Regions from separate parts of the Mus musculus genome. Here region 2 is linked to region 1. A link is a loop called in an ENCODE intact Hi-C map of the cell type or tissue named here. Cell type or tissue: gastrocnemius. All regions are shown on one strand. Links, peaks and the distances in the headings refer to the core of each region. The heading gives the core; the rest is flanking DNA.

Evidence for each region. Peaks named below come from ENCODE experiments on the same cell type or tissue, not always from the same donor. Only the 100,000 strongest peaks of a DNase experiment are listed, where the experiment ranks them.
Region 2: it touches region 1 in a loop (2.3-fold over the local background); 6 of 42 quality-filtered maps call a loop at or near these places.

What each region holds. Positions count from the first base shown.
Region 1 is chr13:44,829,342-44,840,368 of GRCm38, reverse strand. All of the region lies in intron 2 of Jarid2 (jumonji, AT rich interactive domain 2), which reads right to left. Among named protein-coding and RNA genes, the nearest start is that of Jarid2, 100 kb to the right of the region's middle. In gastrocnemius, for the core only: a CTCF peak has its summit at 6,775; a DNase peak (open chromatin) is centred at 6,863.
Region 2 is chr13:44,753,827-44,764,853 of GRCm38, reverse strand. The region is part of intron 1 of Jarid2 (jumonji, AT rich interactive domain 2); the gene reads right to left. Among named protein-coding and RNA genes, the nearest start is that of Jarid2, 28 kb to the right of the region's middle. In gastrocnemius, for the core only: a CTCF peak has its summit at 5,928 (motif pointing left); no DNase peak of the experiment used is centred there; H3K4me3 peaks cover 635 bases; H3K27ac peaks cover 2,158 bases.

The sequences.
Region 1 (11,027 bases), core at 2,031-10,030:
ACTTTTGTGTCCAAGGAATGGCCTGTTGTACAGTGCACTAACCGCCCCTCGCTTCTGCACACACCCATTTCCAACAACAGTAGGAAACAGGGCAATGTTTCAATAGTATCCCTTTTTAATATCATAATCTGTGTCATTCAGCACTTGGCTTTTATTTATTTTTGTTTGTTTTTTTGGCTGGGAACCCTGGGCAGCTCTCCAGACAGACTGCAGAAATCTCTCTTCACATGCTCCTCCTCCACCTCCTCCCTCCCCCTTCCTGCAATTCCAGCCACCACGGGAGCTTCATTACTTATGAAGTGACCGAATGGGCAGGCATGGGCCACTGCCAGCACAGGACACCCCTCCCCCAGCCCTGCCTAGGCCCCTCCCCAGGCACATAAATTGATCTAATCTAATCAAGCTGAAGCTGTTTTCCCTCATTGTTTCTTGATCTTTCACAAAACAGGCTCTGTAGCCTGGCAGCTGCTGAGAGGGGTGAAAAAGGCAGGCATCCAACTGGCCTCCAGTAGCTGGAGGGAGGGAGTGTGTGTGTGTGTGTGTGTGTGTGTCTGTCTGTCTGTCTGTCTGTCTGTCTGTCTTTTTTTATTTTCAACGTCATTTATTTCCTTTGAAGCTTTTGAGCTTCATCTGACAATGCTGATGTGCAGAATACACGCTTTACACTACCCACATGCTTCTCTTTATGTCCTTCCAAGAAAGGTAAAGATGGTGTCTAAAAGCAGGAGCGGAGCACTGAATTGAAGTTCACACTCAAGGACTGGAACACCCCAGCCTAAGAAGTTGACTCTGTTTTTCTTACCTTTCTGGGCTCTTAAAATATAGTCATAATTTAATTGCAAATGGTAAAGGCAGATACTAGCTTTCCCTGGGGTATGATGCCTGACAGTTACCATGGTCATTTCTTAGATCACCTAAGAAATTTCCTGCATTTCAGCACTTCCTGAAGAGGGAAGTGACAATCTCCTCTGAAGCCTGTAATACCCACATATGGAATGGTGCGAATCTATTGTATAAATGATAAAGCTGTGGCTTAGAATAGTCTGGTTTCCAACCACACTCCAAGTTACCATGTCTCTTTAGACAGGGGGGCCATTCAAGAATCTCCCCACCCCTGTTTCCCTCTTTGCAGGGCTCCTCTAGGCTCTTCAATACTGAAAGCACCCACTGCAGAAAACTGGAAAGAAGATGGGCAAGATACTTTGGTGATGACCAGTTCTGGGGAAAGTGCAATAGAGGAAACCTATCACACATACAGTTGGAGAGAAATGAAGTTTCAGAATCTAGTTTCCCTTAATACTCCCCAAGATCTAAGATGGCCTTAGCTCACCATCTTGTCCAAACTGGAACTGAACTGACAATTCTCCTGTCACACATCCTGAGTAGTGGAAGACTAGATACAAGAACATTCCTGGCTATAAAGTTTTACAAATATGAGTCTTCCATGAGCTTTGGTATCTGTAAGGAATCTCCCAACAGTGTCAAAGGATGCCTACACCCTAATGATCCTTTTGACCAATTTCTTGTAATGATCCTGTCACCTAGGTGTGATTTATTAAAACAAGATCCAAAAAGGTGGAAAAAAGGATACACTGGGCTAATATTTGACTTTTATTAATATATAATATAAGATATTAATATATAATAACCAAATATACTAAAACCATTGTTATTATTAAAATCAGGTACACGGACAATTGCATGTAATTATTTGTTTAGATTTTTATTTTACTAAGCTTTAGTGCACTGGCTCTCTACCAAGCAGGATTATGTATACACAAGCCTACCAAATGGCCTTGATAATTCTTAAAATGCCAAAGAGGGGAGGGAGGCCTGCACATACTGGGTAATACATGCAGTTGTGCTGATAACCAATGTGGCATCGGGGCCATCCCATACAATAACATAATAATACCAATAATTGTAGTAACTCAAAAGAGTGATCCACATTGAGTGACAAATTTCATACAGCTAACTTGTTTGTTCGTGCTAATAAAATACCACTAGAATCAACTAAACTAAAAAGCATTCATAGTGGGGAAATGAGTCAGAAGAGATAATACTCAATGTCTAACCTTAACTATAACCCTCTGTTTCCCTTTCCCATTGGATCAAATGGTGGTCATTAATGAGGTAGTACCCTTAAGTGGGCATCACAACAATGTAGTCTAGAGTACAGAACAGAAGGCCAGATTAAAAAATGCCAGGGCTCTTTGCAAAATGGGATAATTTGAAAATTAAAGATGCCTCTATGCAGTTGTAGAGTATTAGAGAGAGAATCTAGTCTGGTGAGGTATTTCTCTAAGGATAGTACAAGCAGAACAAGACTGCATGTTCCAGTCCCAGTGTCCTTACTGGCTGAGTAGGCTTAGAGCAAGTCACAGGAACACGGCCTACTAAGCAGAACAAGATAGAAAGGGTCTATAATCTTATGTTGTATTATTAATTAGCTTCCAAAAATCAAGTGTCCCAAAGCTTTTTAAACATTGCCTGCTCTGAACAACATCGAAAAGACCAAGAGACCAAAACTGTAATTGAAAGAACAAAACAGGTAGGTAATGGTGACACAGCGTTGGTCCCAGCATTCGGGAGGAAGAGGCAGGTAAACACGTGTTAGGGGTTAAAGCAAAGCCTACAAAAGCCTACAGAGCTGAGTTTCCAGGAAAGCTAAAGCCATACAGCCATGAGTGGGAGGGCCGCCAGGCAAACATTAGAGGAATGGCTTCCGCTGTGGTGATGGCCTCCCTGTAGAGAACATGACCTCCCAAGGGATGATTCTCTCCTTCTCCAGGATACATAGGAGAGGAAATACTAGATCACGTATATGGTATAGAAGCCCACTTAGGGTGGGTATGAAATGCAAGGACACTATAAAATCACCAAAGCCATGCACAAACAGCAGTCTTTATGTTGGCTGCTCCACTGTCAGCTCATAGGCAGAAAAGCACGAATGAGAGAAGGCTGTTCCTTCAAGAAACAGCACCACTGACGGCATCCTGATCAAGATTCAACAGAGAAGCATCCCAATAAATACATTTTGATTGAAGAAGGGTATGGCTGGGAGATTGATTTTTTTTTTTTTTTTTTTTGGTTTTTCAAGACAGGGTTTCTCTTTATAGCCCTGGCAGTCCTGGAACTCACTTTGTAGACCAGGTTGGCCTCGAACTCAGAAATCCCCCTGCCTCTGCCTCCCCAGTGCTGGGATTAAAGGCGTGCGCCACCACGCCCGGTGAGATCGATTTTAAAATATCTGAAAAGCACTCAACTGATTTTAAGAGGTAAACAAAAAAAAAAAAAAAAAAAAAAAAAAAAAACACATAAAGTTAAAGATGGGAGTGGTCAATCTTTTGAAAGTATGTACTTATACAACACTGAGAAACACATTTGGAGGGCTGCTGGCAGAAAGAGAAATGCAGGAACTTTGAACTTAAGGAACAACGAACATATGAAACTTACAGTGAAATATTGTTTAAGAAGGAGCGTCATCTGGTTCTTTTAACTTGATTCGCTCATACACAGCTAGTATCGTTCTAAACTAGTAAACCAGCTAGCACAATGGCTCAGGGGATGAAAGTACTTGCAATGGAAGACTAACAGCCTGACCCCATAGTGGAAAGGGAATAGACAGAGAAAGCTGATCTCTGATCTGTATATCTGACTGCATACTTGCACATATTCAAATCAAGAGTGTATACTTAATAATGTAAAAATGGGCTTCTAGAGTAAAAATGGATGCCAACAAGTGAGAGACTTCAGTAATGTTATATTTAGAAGTTTATATGTCAGAAAGCAACAATATATTTACAAGAGCTTCAACACAGTTTGTAACTATTGCTGGTATTTAGTGCACACTGCCTATTATCTCTCTTTGGGTCCCCATTGTAAACTTTGAGACCTTCCTTTACTCCCAGGCCACATCAAGATGGCTTCTAAACCCATTCATAATGAAAATCACTTTTTAGGTTATTAACTTGGTAACACCTGGACCAAGAGGTAGTGCAGCACTCACACTCGGTTTTCTGCATTGCACGGGATTAGGGAGATGAACACACCATACAGCCTTGGTTCTTTGACAGAGACTTCACAAGGACCTTCCATGCATTCATCCAAAGGGGAAAAAAAAAAAAGACAACTCCTGGTCCAAAAATACAATGTAGACAATATGCCATATAAATACCAGAAAGTCATTCTCTGCCATACCCAATGAATGGGACAAAGCTAACACCTGTGTGTGTGTGTGTGTGTGTGTGTGTGTGTGTGTGAGTGAGAGAGAGAGAGAGAGAGAGAGAGAGAGAGTGTGAGAGAGAGAGAGAGAGAGAGAGAGAGAGAGAGAGAGAGAGAGAGAGATTGTTAGTTTACCATCTGGGTCCTGGGGATCAGGCCCAGGTCTGCATGTATATATGTGTGCCATTTGTACTCAGTGCACTTACTTGGAAATCAGAAACAAATCGTCAGTACCCATGTAAGTGCAACTAGAGCTACCATGTGAGTGGTTGTTGGGAACCAAACCAGCGTCCTTTTATCTACAAGAAAAAAGTGTTCCTCTCTGGGGGCAGAGGATAAGTACAAGGCCAGTCTGCTCTTCAGTGCTGGACTCAGGACAGCCAAGCCCACCCAAGAAAAACCACAAGTGTTCTAAACCATAGAGCAATGTCTCAAGACCCACAAAACCCAAAGCCCTTATGATGCTCAAAAAACTCTGCTTTAGAGGTGCTTTGGATCTCAGATTTCCTAATTATGTTTAGCCATCAAAGTCTCCAAATATACTGCAAAATCTGTAAACTTACTGCTACGGATTATTTCTGGTAATCTGATTATTTCTGCTACTAAGAGAATGAAAATTAAGATCCAATGTCAATGTTCATTCCAACACATTCAAAATTTTTGATGTGTTCAATATTGCTTGAGATGGCTAGAATCCAGGAATTCTGGCTTAATATGACTTGACAGATTGTAATGTGGATGACTATAAAGTATACCCTCGTTCAGTTTGAAATAACTGTTCAAAATAGGTCCAAAGGTTTTTTTCTTCCACTGTTTCATATTTACACCATTTGGATATTTTTCCATTCTTTGTTTTTTCCCTCCAAATAAGGTTTCTCCTTCCAAATGAGCAAGCAGAAACCTTTCTCATGCAGCTCAAAGGCAGTTAAACCACTACCACCGCAGGCAGCTCACAGATCTCAAGGGCAAGCAACTGCATACAGCGGTAGGAGCACCTGCTAATTCGGACCACCTTCTATGCTCGTAGGACAGTCCTTCCTTACCCACGCCATGGAGGAGAGCCTGCAAGGGGAAAGTAAAGGTGGCCGGGTCAAAGCCATAGCTCTTAGTATTAGAATGGATCCTGATTTCAAGGTACTGACATCCAGAACCTTGGAACGGTGCACACCTGGTCTTCAATTCTTTCCAAGTGGTCTGCTCCTGCGTGCAGCTGCCTCAACCCTAATCACCTTCTGCAGGGTGTGCTTTCTACTAAGACGTCAAAGGAATCCTCACCGATTCTGAGACTGACACTCCTGAGAGAGAGAAAAATTACTACTTTACTTTTAGAAATAGAAAAACAACAGGAGCCAAACATATAGGGCTTTCTGCTGCAGAAAGATTATGTCTGGAGTGAAGGAGATCCTGTAGGGCTTCTCTTAGTGTTGCCATGCCCTGTTTAAAGTCCATGGGAAACTACAACAGCCTATCCAGGCAGAAGGACAAAAGGATTCCCATGAGGAAAGAAGGTAAGGGTCACTTTTCCAGGAAAAGAACCAGGACGGGCTGAGGTGCTTGCAGAGGATGGAGATAATGCAGAATGAAGAGAAGAAGTAGTTATAAATACCATCTATGAACCATGTGAGCAGTTGCAGAAATGAGCTCTCTTTTTTTTCTTGGTTTTTCGAGACAGGGTTTCTCTGTATAGCCCTGGCTGTCCTGGAACTCACTTTGTAGACCAGGTTGGCCTCGAACTCAGAAATCCGACTGCCTCTACCTCTCGAGTGCTGGGATTAAAGGCATGCCCCACCACGCCCGGCAGAAATGAGCATTTTAACTGACTCTCCTGCTTCCACTGGATTCCATTAAGAATACATTTTTACATATTTGTATTTTCTTTCAATTTCTTTAACATCAATTAAAATCATATTTGTGTTTGAGATACTAAAAGGATGCTGCTCCCCAAGAACCTATTGTAAATTTAAAATAAGCATCTGTGGTTTTACAAGAAATGTTGTTAGGCGTTATTATGACCTGGTTATTGTTTGGGAATTGAATTTAGTGAAAATAATCTATGATATAAGGAGATATAACTGTGTGTCGAGTGGTGAATGACAAGGGGTGGATAGCAATTCTAGGTTGTCAATTTGACTTTATCTGGAATGAACTATAACCAGACAGAAATGGTGGTCACACTCGTGTTCCAGATCTCTAGGCTGGAATAGACACAGGGTTTTAATCCAGATCATGAGGTAGGATGACACACTTTTGATCAGGATCTTGACGGGATTGACACGCACTGCACTTTTAAGCCAGATCTTGAGGTACACTCCTTCTAAATGGCCTGTACTCCATCCAGTAGCCAGACTGAACCCAGCCAAATAGATTCAGCTGTACCTGTCTTTGATACAAGGCACAGTTTGGGATTACAAAGACGGCTCCTTAACATACATCAGCTCAAATAAGTAAGAGCAGATTACTCCTCAAACACTATTCCTAAACTTCACTGTTCTGCACAGAGAGGCTAAGAAACTGGACTTATGTGCACACTATTGTCCACTACCAAGACCAACCACTTGATGGCAATCTTAACCTATTCCCTTGGAAGACTTCTACACAAGCAAGGAGAGCCTGGGAAGGCTAGCAGAGCAGAACATTTGTGGGGTGCATAGTGTAGAAGGGGCTAGAAAGGCTATCTCCACATAGTCGAGATGTGCAGCACGTGGTGAGAATGAGAGGAGGAAGCAGGCAAACAGGAGATGCTAGCCTCCCACTGGAGTCCAACCCTACCTCTGCAGGAACTGGTAGGAGATGCATGTCTCTCAAACAGTTCAAAAAAATAGAAACCTAAGGCATCACAGTGCTTTCACATGACATTTCTCAGAACAACTTAAGGATCGACAGGGACAGCGACAAGCAACAATCAATTGACAGCACACTTCCACTAGTATCAGAACACTTCCAGGAATCAAAAGGTAGAGGTGCAAGTTTAAAATTACCGTAAGACTTTAAAGAAGCAAATCCTATGAGCACTTTGGGACAAGGCTTTCTTTCTAGTGTGCTTGTTTTGTAAGAACTGGGAAGATAGCCCTATCTATGACTAAGGCTGCCTGCCACCATGCCCAGTGACCTCTGTAACCCCATGGACCCAACTCTCAACAAGCTGTCTTCTGACTTTCACATGTTCACCACAGCATACAACGTCCCATCCCACACAAATAAAATGCATAAAACTCTTCTAATAAAGTAGAGTACATAGTAACCCACTCTGTACAAGCCAAAGTCCCGTGCAGAATGGGTAAATTTCCCTCATAGTTAGAACACCATGAGATCGTGCCCACGAGTGTGGCGCATCAGACTGTCTTCTAGCAAAGCTAGACCCAAAGACTTGTGCAGTATTAAAGAAGGCGGCAAGATGCAATCCCACGGGGGGTGGGGGGGACCACCTCTTTGGGAACAGTGGTGGCACAATACTAAAAACTGAATCAGCTTCTTGTATCTATTAGACAAGCAGTCCACATCCCTTCGAGACCCCCAGGTTGGCAAACCCTTAAGATCTACTGCTTGAGTCTGCCAAGTATCTAGGATTGCAGCATGGGCATGTGTCCCTGTGACAAAATAAAATAGCTTTTCACTAGATTCATTACTAAGTATGAGTCCTTTGAAAATTCTCCCAAGTCATGGAAGAAACAAAAGAAATAATAAATGAATGGGTTTTATTTAAGGAGAGAGCTTCAGATCTCCCAAGAGCCGAATCAGTAGTGAGACACAAAGCATGAAATGATACACTCATAGAAATGGGGGACATGTGGAGGAAGTGGCCCACTCTGCAGATTTATCCTCAGGGCTGGCCGGACACAGATGACCCTTCTCTTAAGCAGAAGTGGTAAACTACTAAGCTACTCATGTTCCTATCATCCTCCCAGCTTCCTCAGATGAGACAGCTATAAAGTTTTGTGAACTTTGGGAGGAAGGGTATGGGGGTGGGGGGCATGCCAAGAGGATAGATGAAATTTTGGCAGCAAAATAGATTAAGAAATGAATTGTAAATTAAGGGGTTTATACATACCTAGTATTACTAGATACTTTAAAATATCGGTAATCACTCTGCTAGCTTCAAAGATACACCGTATGTAGGACTTCTAACATTCATGTAGCTTAGAAATAAAAACGTATTTTCAACTGGTGGCGGGGTAGATAGAGCATTTCCACAAAGACTGCAACACTACAGAAGTTCACTGTGCTAAACAATATTTATAGCACCATCAATATACATATTAGAGTTTAAAACATGAAATGTGTTAAATTTAAAAACACATGTGGCCTTATCATTTCACAAGAATGAACACTAATAAGCAGATCCTATTACTCAAATTCCTACTCCTGTGTAGGAATCAAGAACTTTCTAGTGATCCTAGGGGTCTTTTGCCCTTTACACATGGTTTAAACTTAGAAAATGGCCATTAAGCCCTACTAAAATGGCTACTAAACGAAATCACTATAGATATAGAAGTGCTTCCTCGTCCCAAAAGCCCAACATAGGATTCTCATGGTCAAGACTACAGATTTTTCCTTTCAAGGCCACCACATGAATCCTTCTGCACATACTGTACAACACAGAGAGGTACTCAACCATCCTGCCTTCTACATTAGCTTTCTTTACCTATGAATCGGTTTTTCCCCACTTAAGATAGAATGACTTCATCCAAATAAGAACTTTGAAAAGTATAAACATCTTGCTACCTTATCATCAGGAAAGTGTCACATAAGCACAGAAGAAAACACAACTTAGACAATGAACTCCTGCTGTAATCTGCCCCTGTGTCCTACCAGACTGTAATGGAAGGCAGTTTGCATCTCTTTCTGCCGCTAATGTTACCATTCTGTACTGTCCGTGGTACAGGATTATTGTTAGCCCTAAGGTGAGGCAGGAAACTGTCTTCTTCCCAACATAAAGAAGCCAATCAACAAGAAGGCCTCCAAATTAGTTAGTCAGTGTTCTAGCTCCAGCATCCTGCTTTGTATCCATCTGCTAAAGGATCAACTCTTCAAGGCCAGGATCCAGATCATAGGTCTTTATGTAAACAAATTAGCAGACAAGGGTCTTACCGTGTGGCATCTAAAAACTCCCCTCATCCCCCAGGTGGCCGTGCATGCACAGACCATGAAAACGATGACATCATCAGCAAGGACACCCCTCACAAAGGTCAAGCACAAGGCGGGCTGAGAGTGTTGGACACTAGGTCTAAGGCAGGATATAACACATTAACCTACATAGGCAGTGCCACCTGCAAATGCTCCATGAAATACCTCCTTCTGAGCAGCCAGAATGGGGACAACTTGGCACTGTTGTCATTTAAATTGGGTTTCTAGGTTCTAGTATGTCTTCAGTTTCTAGGTTCTAGTATGTCTTCAGTTTGATCCGTTCTTTCAAATTAAGCTCCTCATCAAGGCTCAAGATTCCTGTTTTAAAATATTGAGACAGACCTACATACCGCTAAAAAGATCTCTGCTACCAATTAATCTCCCTCACCCACAGCCCAAACACATATACCAGTCATGGAAATCTGTCCTGGCAGCTACTCTCCAGTAGAGCTCAATTTCAAGTCCCAGCCTCTGTCACTGACAGCATCAGTTGTACTCTTTGATTAGAAGGCCTAACTCATCTCAAGGACCCCCCTCTGCAAGGTCTTCAATGCAGCCTTTCCATGGTTGTTGAAAAATGGGCCCTCAACAACAACTGCCTCCCTGCTAGCCATATTCACTCCAGGTTCCTATGTGGACTTCTGACCTAATTATTCTATAGGAATCTCTTTTGGTTTTTTGCTTCACTCATTTTGTACCAGCTAATGTTCCATGAGAGTGAAAGACATTCCAAGGCAATTCAACTTGGGCATCATGGTTAGACACACAATTTCATCAGAAAAGTAGTGACATCAGGAGTGGTGGTACATGCCTGTGACCCCAGCACTCAAGACAGTAAGGCAGAAGATTGTCCATCTGAATAAAGCGTGCGCCAGACTGATGGGAAAGGCCCGTGCACTTGAAACTACACACCTCACGGTGGCTGATGACCTTAAAGGACTATGACCAAAGCAGAGGAGGGTAAAGAACCAAAAACTAGGTTTATGGCTTCTATGATTGAATTAGAGAACCATGGTCACTTTAGTAAATACTTACCTCTCCATTCCTGAGGCACTTCTCCTAATTAACAATTCCAGCTACATCATTAAAAGCCTGGTCGAAAAAAATTAGAAAGGACACCAAGGGAGAGAACCACAGGCAACACAGGATGAGCAAAATGGCACATGGGATATGAAAGGGAGACTAGGAGAACACAGGAGATAAGAGGCAGGCGGGACAAGGAATCACTGTAATGTTTTCAAAATGCAATCTGACTATTTAATAACTTGTGTACTAAATATTTTTTGTTATTAAAAAAGAGGAACTACTTGCTATTTATCTGAGTGGTAAATTAATTAAATAGGAGTCTACTCCAAAAAGGCTGAGCTTGAATCCTGGAAGTACCAGGCTTGAGCTGGGTAAGCAAACTGCTACTCCATTCTTAAGGTACAGTTTTCCTCATCCATTTTATTCTCATTTATTCTGATGGTTTGAGTGCACAAACCACAGCTACAGGCTTCCAACACTAACTGTGAAATATGAAGAACAGCTTAACTATTACATTCCTGCCTGCTGTACATCTAAAGAAAGAAATACAGCTTCCATTAAATCTACTCAAAATTGTTTTGCTGGCCAAAAGGGCTTGCTGATCTGAGATGACATTTATAGGGAGCAAATGAAATTCAAATGCAGCTAATAGC
Region 2 (11,027 bases), core at 1,933-9,932, 75 kb after region 1:
CTACTCTTGAGAAAGGAATGGAGTACAGAACATTCAATGTACATTTTGCTCTGAACCTTTGTAAATTGATAGTGGATTCAACTTTAAAATTAATTCATTTCATAATGAGTTCCCAACTGATTTCTTTCAAACAAAGCTATATCTTAAACCATATCCTATGAATTAAACTTCTTAAAAGTACACCAAGACGGGGTGGAGATTTTAGCTCAGTGGTAGAGCACTTGCCTAGCAAGTACGAGGCCCTGGGTTCGGTCCTCAGCTTGGGGGAGGGGGGGGGGTTGTGTGGTACACTTTGTAGACCAGGCTGGCCTCCAACTCAGAAATCCACCTGCCTCTGCCTCCAGAGTGCTGGGGTTAAAGGCGTGAGCCGCCACGCCCGGCCCAAACCAGAGCAAACCAGAGACTTTTAATAAGAAAGTTTTGAATAGAAAATAGAAAAGAAGATGCCAGGTGGTGGTAGCAAACCCCTTCAATCCCACATAGAGCCAGTCTCTTGAGAGCTCAAGGCCAGCCTGGTCCAGGACAGATAAACTGTGTACAAAAAAAAAAACAAATGAACAAAAACAAACAAAGTTTTCTTAATGGAATAATTAGTGGTTTGCAAACCATGCACCCAAGCTGTCTGTGCCTCCCCAAATGTGGTATTTGTATGCTACTCTTTCTCGATTTGACACAAACCAGAGATATCCTCACAGTTCACTGACCCTGACAACTTTAACACCAGCTAATGCACAACAAAACAAGAACAGCACTTCCTCAGTACCTTCTATGAGCCAGCTTGGATTTTCTACCTGGTAATACACAAGTATTAAGAAGGTGCCACCTTGGGCCGGTGAGATGGCTCAGTGGGTAAGAGCACCCGACTGCTCTTCCGAAGGTCCGGAGTTCAAATCCCAGCAACCACATGGTGGCTCACAACCATCTGTAATGAGATCTGACTCCCTCTTCTGGTGTGTCTGAAGACAGCTACAGTGTACTTACATATAATCAATAAATAAATCTTAAAAAAAAAAAAAAAAAGAAAGAAAAGAAGGTGCCACCTTGACTGGCCATTTTTTTGACTGAGAAGAAATTTCAAGAAGTGTCACTATTATCACTATGATGAATATGAATAATATGTATGTTTTCTTCACTGATATCTTAATCTTTATGATCATATTTAGCATATAAGACAAAAAAAGGAAAAAAGGAAAAACCCTATAGGAACAAGAGTCTCTAAAACCTAAATCTTTTTTTTTCCCTGAAGTGGAAATTTGTGACGTTTTTTTCCTCCTTTTAAAGGAGGATCGAGTTTCTCAGGTGGGAATTTAACTTAAGCAAACAGACTCAGCATGACTGCAGCTGAGACCTACATTTACTTTGGGGGGTGGGGGGGAGCAGTCCAGCCAGGCATGGTGGTCTGCACCTTTGATCCATCACTCAGGAGGCAGAGGCAGAGGCAGAGGCAGGCAGGCAGGTCTCTGTGAGTGAGCTTAGTCAAGTCTACAAGAGGCAGGTGGATGAGTGCTAGTGTGCATAACTAAGGCCCAGCACCCAAACTGCGGCTACCCAACTCTAACCCTGGTTCCAGGAAATCTGATTTCCTCTCTGGTCTCTGCAGACAGCAAAGCATGCAGGAGATTGATACACAGACATACACACGGGGTAGGAGACAGAACTGCTGCATACGTAGTAGTGTCTTAGGCAGTGCATCAGTGCAAGTGATGCTCTCTTAAATTTGCAGTGAAGAAACTTTAAGGCATAAATATTCATGACTTCAGAGCCCAGACTACCATAGAAAATGGATGGAGGTGGCACTCCTATATCTCAGCCCTTAGGACCCAGTAGCAGCAGGATGGAAGCAAGCTCCAAACTACCCAGGACGACAAAGAAGTATCTGTCTCTAACAAATTTATACACTATGCGCGTGCGTGCGTGCGTGCACGTGTGTGCACGTGTGTGCGTGCGTGTGCGCACACACACACACACACTCACACACTCACACACTCACACACTCACACACTCACACACTCACACACTCACACGGTAGGCAAAGATGTGTATTACCTAGCAGGATTCAAGTGCTTCAACTAGCAGGATTCAAGTGATTTCACAAGTCATTCTGGTGGTTGCTAATGTTGAAGTGTACACACACATCCCAGGACCAGGAACTTTAAATGTTAAGTCTGTATACTAGAGAACTTCTTTTATATGCACCAGAAAACAAACATTTAGGGCCACAGCTAAGGTGTTTAAATGAATAGTGGAGGGGAGAAAAGGAGGCTATTGTCCATAATAAACAGGTAGTCAGGGCCTAATGGCTTAGCGCTTTTCTGTAATACTAGTCTATATAGTGAGTCCTTGGACAACCATAGGTACATATTAAGACCTTGTCTAAAACAGGCAGGCAGACAGGCAGACAGACAGGCAGATTACATTATGTATGTAGCATCATTTGTTGAGGAGGGGGGTTGAATTAAAGCAATTTCCCTCTTCACACTTTCTTTGCAGATCTGAGATTTCTGCTTCCTCGTCCTTGACATGGCTTTTGTGAATGCCCCTACCCCCTTTACTTATTGTGTGGTCCTAAGATTATAAAAAGTTAAAAATAACCCACACCATAGGGGGAATCCTAGCCCCAGCCAAGACTTAAGAACGACAGCTAGAAACCTCCAGTTCATGCTTCATTGGGGTGGCATTCTTCCCAGTAAAAAGCAAGTCTGGGATCCTTACTCTAGGGTAAGAGTCTTCTTCAAGGAAAGCCCTCTCTATACTAGAGCTGAAATACCTTTCACTGCCAGGGACTAAGCCACCAATCAAGGAGTACACATGGCTCCAGCTGCATACGCCTTGTCGGGGGATCAATGGGAGAAAAGGTCGGTCCTTGGTCCTATGAAGGCCCCCAGTGTGGGGGAATCGAGGATCAGGAGGCTGGAGTGGGTGGATTGGTGGGGGAACGCCCTCACAGAAGCAAAGGGAGGAGGGATGGGGTTGTGGGGAGGGGCGGAATGGGGATAACATTTGAAATGTAAATAAAGAAAATATCCAATAAAAATAGCTTTATATAGGGCTGGTGAGATGGCTCAGTGGGTAAGAGCACCCGACTGCTCTTAAGGTCCGGAGTTCAAATCCCAGCAACCACATGGTGGCTCACAACCATCTGTAACAAGATCTGACTCCCTCTTCTGGAGTGTCTGAAGACAGCTACAGTATACTTACATATAATAAATAAATAAATCTTTAAAAAAAAATAGCTTTATATAATTCTGGGTCTCTGCACTGAGAGACCAGCTCTTGTTTCCATGTTTAAAAAAAAAAAGAAAGAAAAAGAAAAAAGAAAAAAAAATAACTTTTACTATTTTCCACCCTACCTAGCCCATTTCATGGTCAGTTCTATACGAAAATCTCAAGCAAAATAAGGCCATTCAAGCAGGTCTAAACTTAAGTCCTAAGGTAGAGCTCTACACAAAGGAGTTAATCGACTCCTAGTCCAACCACTCCTAAAGTCAAGGGACCCCAGACCTTCTCCCTCCTCATCTGTACACTGTTTCTTTCACTGGCCAGTAACAGTGTCATGATGGAGCTTCCTTCCTCCATTTGCTCAAGTTTTTACTGCTGTTTTCTGTTTTATTTATTTTTTGAGGTGCTACAGTATTAACTCTACTCAAAAGCTCTCCTATATGAAACATTGGCCATGACTTTTTTGTAGTAGTAGTTTTCTGACCTCATGGTTCATAAGAGTTCCAAGAGGCTGTTATAAGTAGTCAAGGACTGCTGATTTAGACTCAGAACAGGATTCCATACAGCACAAGACACACCACATGTCCTCTACTTAAGCATAGCAATCAATCAGTTTGTGCACCATTGAGCAACTTCTTCTAGTAGAGCAGTGTGCAGGGCCTGCTGCACTGTTGCAACTGACTAAACCTATATATAAGCAGGGCTCAGAGTTTCTCCAGTTCCACTCCCAGCGCTCAGTATAGAGCAGTGCCAAACCATTAGACCATAGACCTCTCCTATATGGAGCATAGACCAGGAATCCTTGATTCCTGGTCAAAACAGCCACATGGATCCTAATGTATCTGTACTGCTCTAACCTACAAGTCTGCAAAAGCAAAACTCAAGGGAAAAGGAAGAACAAAATTAACCAGAACCACTTCCTCATAACTTTCACCCAGGATCGGTTCTTAGATCCAAGAGGAAGAGAAGGCAGCACATCCCTTCCCTGCTCGTGTCATGGAGAAAGAGTGCATGCAACTTTCCAGCCAACCTTCCCACCTAAGCTGCGGGGTAAACAGAGGACGCATCACAGCTCTCAACCGCAGCTTCTCTCCAACAATTGGGGGTTTTCTCCATTTAAGAAAGGAAGCATCCAAGCCGGGCGTGGTGGCGCACGCCTTTAATCTCAGCACTGTCAGAAACCCTGTCTCGAAAACCAAAAAAAAAAAGTATCCCCACTACCCCTAAACCCCATTATTCATAACTTAATGTACAAACTCTATTAGGCAAAGAGAAGCAGAAAATCATCTGTCCCGTTTCACACAGTGACTTCCCTGGTAGCAGTGACAGAAGCAATTAGGTTAATACATCAATATCCCCACATAAGACAGTATCAACTAAATAGAAAGACTAAATAGATATAGAAGCAAGGTTCAGAGAAGAAAAGGGAATCACCATGCTATTATATTCACTATTTAATAAGAACATCAACTGCAAGTCCTTGAACTTAAGATTATATACCTTTCTACTGAGATATTCATATAATTCAAATCTATTACTGTAGAATCCAGGTCACTGGAGAGGCAAAAACTGCGGTAGAAAGTGATAAAATGGGACTTTAATTAAAATACGAACAGTCCAAGTCCAGCTAATTCAAAAGCATGACTCCAGCACCCACCTAGTCAGCAGGGAAACAACAGCTGCTTCCAATTATTACAGCGGATTTTAAATTAACAAGTATCAGTGTCTAATGAAGAAGCTGTGCAGGTAAATTTCCCACCAACAGCTCTATGTTCAGAACTGAAAGAGCTCAGTCAGTAAAAAGTTCTTGCTTTGAAAGTGTGAGGATCTGAGTTCAGACCCCCAGTGCCCACACAGATTGGACAGTCTAGGGTGCTGTAACTAAGATGCTGGGGAGAAATTGGGGCAAAGTACTCCAACTGGCTAGCAAGCCAATCTTGTTAACCAATGAGCTCTATCTAAGCTCAATGAGATCATAATCTCTAAAAATAAAACTGATGGCTAGAGACACTCGACCAATGTTGATCTCTGGCTTGCACAAATATAATACCACCCCCCCAACACACAAACACACACATCTGGAGGGGAGCACAAACAAGAGTGATACTTCCTTTTGGGTAAGGTTTTCTTCTCTTCACCTGTCACCCCAAGCGCCAGTTTCCCTACTGTCCCAAGTCCTGGGGTGGTCCAAACTCCTAGCAGGCACCAAGCAAACATTCTGTGTTCTTCTGGTCTATTAACCAAAGTCAGACAAGTAACCCAGAAAACCCATTTTTTATTCTATCACATAAGACACTACTAGAAAGGTTCATGCAATCCAATACTAGCAACTTGTAACCTAATGCCAGTTCCCAGAGACCACTATTTCAAAATTTTAAATATTTATATATTTTAATAAAAATTTCAATATTTTAGGGTGGAGGATTCTCCCTGACTCCCACAGGACAACAAGTTTCTAACTAACTGCAGGTGGAGCTTTTTAAGGGTCTCAATGCTGAGATCTCAGAATGCAATCAGTTTTGGGGAAAGGCAGAGTGGAAACCTCTCCCTAGGTCCACCCAAACCCGAGTGCCAGGGATCATCTAGCACCTTACCTCTGTGGTTAAGAATACTTACTTGCCTCTCCTACTCTTCTACTCCCAGCCACCCAAAGAGCAGATTCCCAGCTGTCAGTAAGTGTGTCTAGTTCCTGAGCATCTGATGCCCTCTTCTGGCCTCAGCAAGCACAAGCCAGAGGTACATCAGCAGAGGCAGGTAGATCTCTCTCTGTCAACTCCAAGCCATCCCTGCCCACAAATCAGATTATGTTAGAGAGAGAGAGAGAGAGAGAGAGAGAGAGAGAGAGAGAGAGAGAGAGAGAGAGAGAGAAAGAGATGCATGTTATATCAATGAGAATATGCGCATAGGTGTGTGTGGTGCTTGGAACAATAATTTATTTTTTGAGCATATTATCAAAGTAAAAACCACATCTTTAAGGACTCAAAGCCCAGGCCCTGACTAATTTACCCAAGTTCTAAAAAAAAAACACCCTTCAGGAAATGTACCCTGATAAAAGTTTGGGGTTTTGTTTCTCTAGGATTTGGGGGCAGGGACAGTCTCATTATGGGTTCCTTTCTGGCCAATATAAATCAAAGTAGCATCAAACTTTCTAGGTGGGACCCACCTGCTTCTCTGCACCTGGTTTAAACACAAACATTATGAACATAACAGCCCATGTTCTAATTCCAGCTCATGGAAGTAGAGACAGGTGTTCAAAACCATCTTCAGATATTCGGCAAAGTTTGAGAGTAAAGATTGCAAAATTGTGGGACTGAAAAGCTCCTCAGTGGTTAAAAGTACTCGCTGGTGAGATGGCTCAATGGTTAAGAGCACTAACTGCTCTTCCAGACGTCCTGAGTTCAAATCCCAGCAACCACACATGGCTCACAACCACCTATAATAAGAAATAAGAAACCTTTGGGCTGGAGCGGGAGGGGGGGTTGGGGGGCGCAGAGCGAGCAGGGTGAAGCAAGAGCCACATAGTGGCTCACAACCATCTGTACCTCCATTTCTGGGGTATCTAACACCCTCTTTTTTGGCCTCTTAGGGCACCAGGCCTGTGATGCACAGACTTTCATTCATACAGGCAAAACACTCAAACACATGAAAGAAACAGAAATTTTAAAAGACAATCTTAAGCACTTGGCAGAAGTTTTATAAAACTTTAAAAAAAAAAAAAAAAGAAAGAAAAAAAAAAAAACCCAAGGTATGAGGTGACCAAAACACTGTAATGTTTCCAAGCCAATGGAATCCTCGTACAGACACATTAAGAAACTACCACAGGGCGACAAACACCTTTCCTTAGCCTTGTTTCCACAACTGTAATGTAAGGGAAATAGGTAAGTCAGAGATAATGGTAAGCCATGAATAGTTAGTGGTAAAATTTAACTTTTAATGTATTTACAAAATGCACATTCAAACCCATGATAGGAAGTATCTGGCAGACAGACTGTCTGAGGAAGTTTTATATTGCTAGCTGTGTATGTCCAACGAGATTACACAGAATGCTAGGAAAAGAACATTACAACAACACTACAATACACACAACTAACTAGGACATCTGGTTTCCAAAAGAGGGCTTCAAAAACAATCCTTAGGCCTTGCAATCCAATATGGGTTTTGACACCCTTACATTGCCTTTTTGTTTTATTTATTTATTGGTTTTTGGAGACAGGGTTTCTCTGTGTAGCCCCAGCTATCCTGGAACTCACTCTGCAGACCAGGCTGGCCTCTAACTTGGAAATCCGCCTGCCTCTGCCTCCCAAGTTCTGGGATCAAAGGCGTGCACCACGACTGCCTGGCCTCTATTTTTTTTTTTTTAATCTCACTTTCGTTACTCTTATTTGACAAATGATTCTTTCAAAACCAATGTCTAATTTCAGAATCTCCCTCCAGTCAAGAACCTGATTCTAAATGGTATTGATCAAATGTGCAAAAATACACCAGACTGCACCTTCAACTACTTCAAAAACCTCCAAAAGTCTCATTAGGAACACCAACCCCTGCTAATAATTAATACAAAGATGCTCTGGTTGAGGCAAACATGGGAAAGAAGACCCAATGAGTGACCTACCAACAAAAGAGACAAACAAGGATTAAGGATGCCTTGGTACCATGCTTGCCTAGAATAAAGGAATCAATTCTACACCTGTTTGTTTTTTGTTTTTTTGTTTTGATTTGTTTTTAATGTGCCTACCTAACAAGCAGGATCAAGTTTAGAATCCAAAAATTACCCTTAACAAATCCTAAACCTCAGGTACAAGGATCTAAACACACTGATGTTCCCTTCTGCAAACACAAGTATCTAGCTACCGATGTTTACTCATAAAAGGAATGTTAATAACACTAACCAATTTCGTGTCAAAACTAAACTCCAGGCAATTTCAACAAATACTCAAAAGACTACTCATCTTCTGTCCATGAGATACCAAGCATCTAACACAACTAAGACATTTCCAGATACTGACTGACCCAAGGGCTAAATTTCTGGTACAGGTGCCTTCATCAATGGTTTTCAGGGAACTGAACCCTGCAAGTAGCACAAGCTTCTGTATACCACTGAGATCCGCCTCCTGCCCAGTGAAGTAATTTTCTTGGGACCTAATGAACTATGCTGTCTCTTATTAGATTAAGAAACTGCCTTCCAAAATAGAGGACTCGGGTACTCCCAAACACTATCAGATTTAATATATATATGAATATATGAATGGTGGCACCTACCAAATCCCAGCACTGAGAGGCAGGAGGATTACTAGTTTGAGGTCGGCCTAGCACACTGGTAGAGACCCAAATGCAGACAATGAGCTTAACCACCATGGCAAGGGAGAAAATTTTGATGATGTTTTATTAGACCTTTTTCCAGCCCAGTGGTTTGATCATATGGAAGGGGAGGACCTAATTAGGAGGTTTTTTAGAGGGCTAAGAAATACAAAGATATTACAGGCGTTCTTCCTCCAACAAGAAGGGAGAAACCACTACTGACCCACTAGTAAATATTCTTTCTTAGGCCAGATGATGGCTCTGCATATCCTTTGATAAATTCTAGGATATCCCTCAAGCATACCCCAAACAAGCAAGGCTTTAAATTTCTTAACGAAGACCAGCGTGGGTATTTCCCACCTTGCCTGCCTTCCACTGGCACACGCTCACATCTGACTTTAAGAGGCTTCACAAAAGAGTTATAGCCCCCAACTTCCTTGACTTTAATTAAACTTGGCTTCCACTTCTGAAAAATCCTCAAGTTTGTATTTTGTTTTGTAGTCTCGCTAATGCTTTTAAATGAGAGCTGCTGTGAAAAGGAAAAGCAAATTCCTTGCAGCTGCGTGTGAGCATCCTGCCAAGTGAAGCCGGGAAGAAGCTCTCCCAGGTTAGAAATTTCCAACTGGGAGATTTACAAAACAGCAGGGGAGAATGGATGGAGCTGAGGGAGACAAGTGCAGTGAAAGAGCTGCAAAAAGCTCTCTTTTTTGTGTTCAAGTCCCGGGGCCTTTGGAAGCTTGTCATGCTTCAGCGACTGCTGCCCCCTCCTACTTCACCCCCTTTTCTAAAGCTACCACCCTCTCCACACAGGCTTCCAGACAGAAGAACACATTCTGCAGCAGCCCTTCTTAGTCTTCCTTTATGTGACCCCCAGCTCCCCAGGCCTCCCCAACAGTCTTTCTGCTACAACTGGAGAATGGAAAACAGCTTAACAGGGAGGTAGCAACCATTTTCCTCCGACTAAATGAAGTCCTGGAGTTAAGCTGCGCTCCTAAGAAGGAAATGACAATCACTGTGGCAAATGAACTTTTTATTTTCTATTAGCAGTAGCAGGATAACTGCCACTGTCAACAGCTGAAAGTTCAGAGATGAGCTTTTCAGATGTTTTGAAAGCTATCAGAAAAAAAAGTCTAGCTCTATTCTTTTATAGAAAACTCATTTAGGTCAAGATATGTTGTCTGTGAGGGTTTAAGTGCTAGTTTTTCCAGAGGGAAAAGGTAGCCACCACTAATTTCTAGTAAAAAGGCTCCTTAGAAACAAGTGTCCCATGAGCTACCCAGCCACCCTCTGCAGCAGGGAGGACTCTGCTTTATACATTGTATATTCCATCTACTAAACATCCCCTCTGAGAAACTTAGAAATTCTAAGCCATCAACACTTTGAAAGGCTACCAATGTGTATCTCAGGAAACCAACTTGCCTCTCTCCTACAGAATTTAGTGAATTTCAGTTTATTCTTGCACCCAAGGAACACATACACACCCTCAAGAATGTAAATAAAATGCACAAGTGGTAGGATCATTGTACACACAGCCTAGATAGAAATCACGCATTCAGGTAAGTGGAGAGTGAAGAGCTTGTGGGCTGGCTCCCCAGCTGGAACCTTCCTAAGATCCTCGCTACCACACAACCAAGGTGTACCCTTAGCAGCCCACCTGATTGACCTGTACTCGGGAGGCACTGACTACAATCAGCAGAGTTCCAACTTCATCTGCAATGTACTATATAGTTTAAAATCTGATTTAACAACTGTGTACCTGAACTAATTTTTACAACAAATGTCCCTCCAAGGAGTAGCACACTTTTTTTTTTTTTGGACAGGGTTTCTCTGCATAGCCCTGGCTGTCCTGGAACTCACTTGGTAGACCAGGCTGGCCTCAGAAATCCGCCTGCCTCTGCCTCCCGAGTGCTGGAATTAAAGCCGTGCACCACCGCTGCCGCCCAGAGTAGCACACTTTTCTACTGAGCACCTACTGTGTCTTACAACCAGCTAGCTCACATTCGGGCTCCTCTCAAGCAACCACTGCAGACCACATGCCCCGACCTCTTGTTTCCCCACAAATGGACCTCAGACTACTTCACACAACAAGAATGAAGGAATAGGAAACCTGCCCTCTTGTGAGTTAGCAAAGATGTAACCTCCAAGAAACAAGAATATCTTCTGGGTATTATTGTTTATATGCAGAGTACTCAACTTACTGTTTCTGCCTATAGGCAAGGAGGATTTATATATAAGGTTTGCCATCCAACAAGCAGTAAACCACACCAATCAAAGCAGCTTTAAGAAACCAGCTGCTGGGGCTGGCAAGATGGCTCAGTGGTTAAGAGCACCGACTGCTCTTCCGAAGGTCCCGAGTTCAAATCCCAGCAACCACATAGTAGCTCACAACCATCCATAAATCTGATGCCCTTTTCTTGAGTATCTGACGATAACTACAGTGTACTTACATATAATAAATAAATCTTTTAAAAGAAAAAGAAAAGAAACCAGCTGCTGAAGAAGGTGGAGGT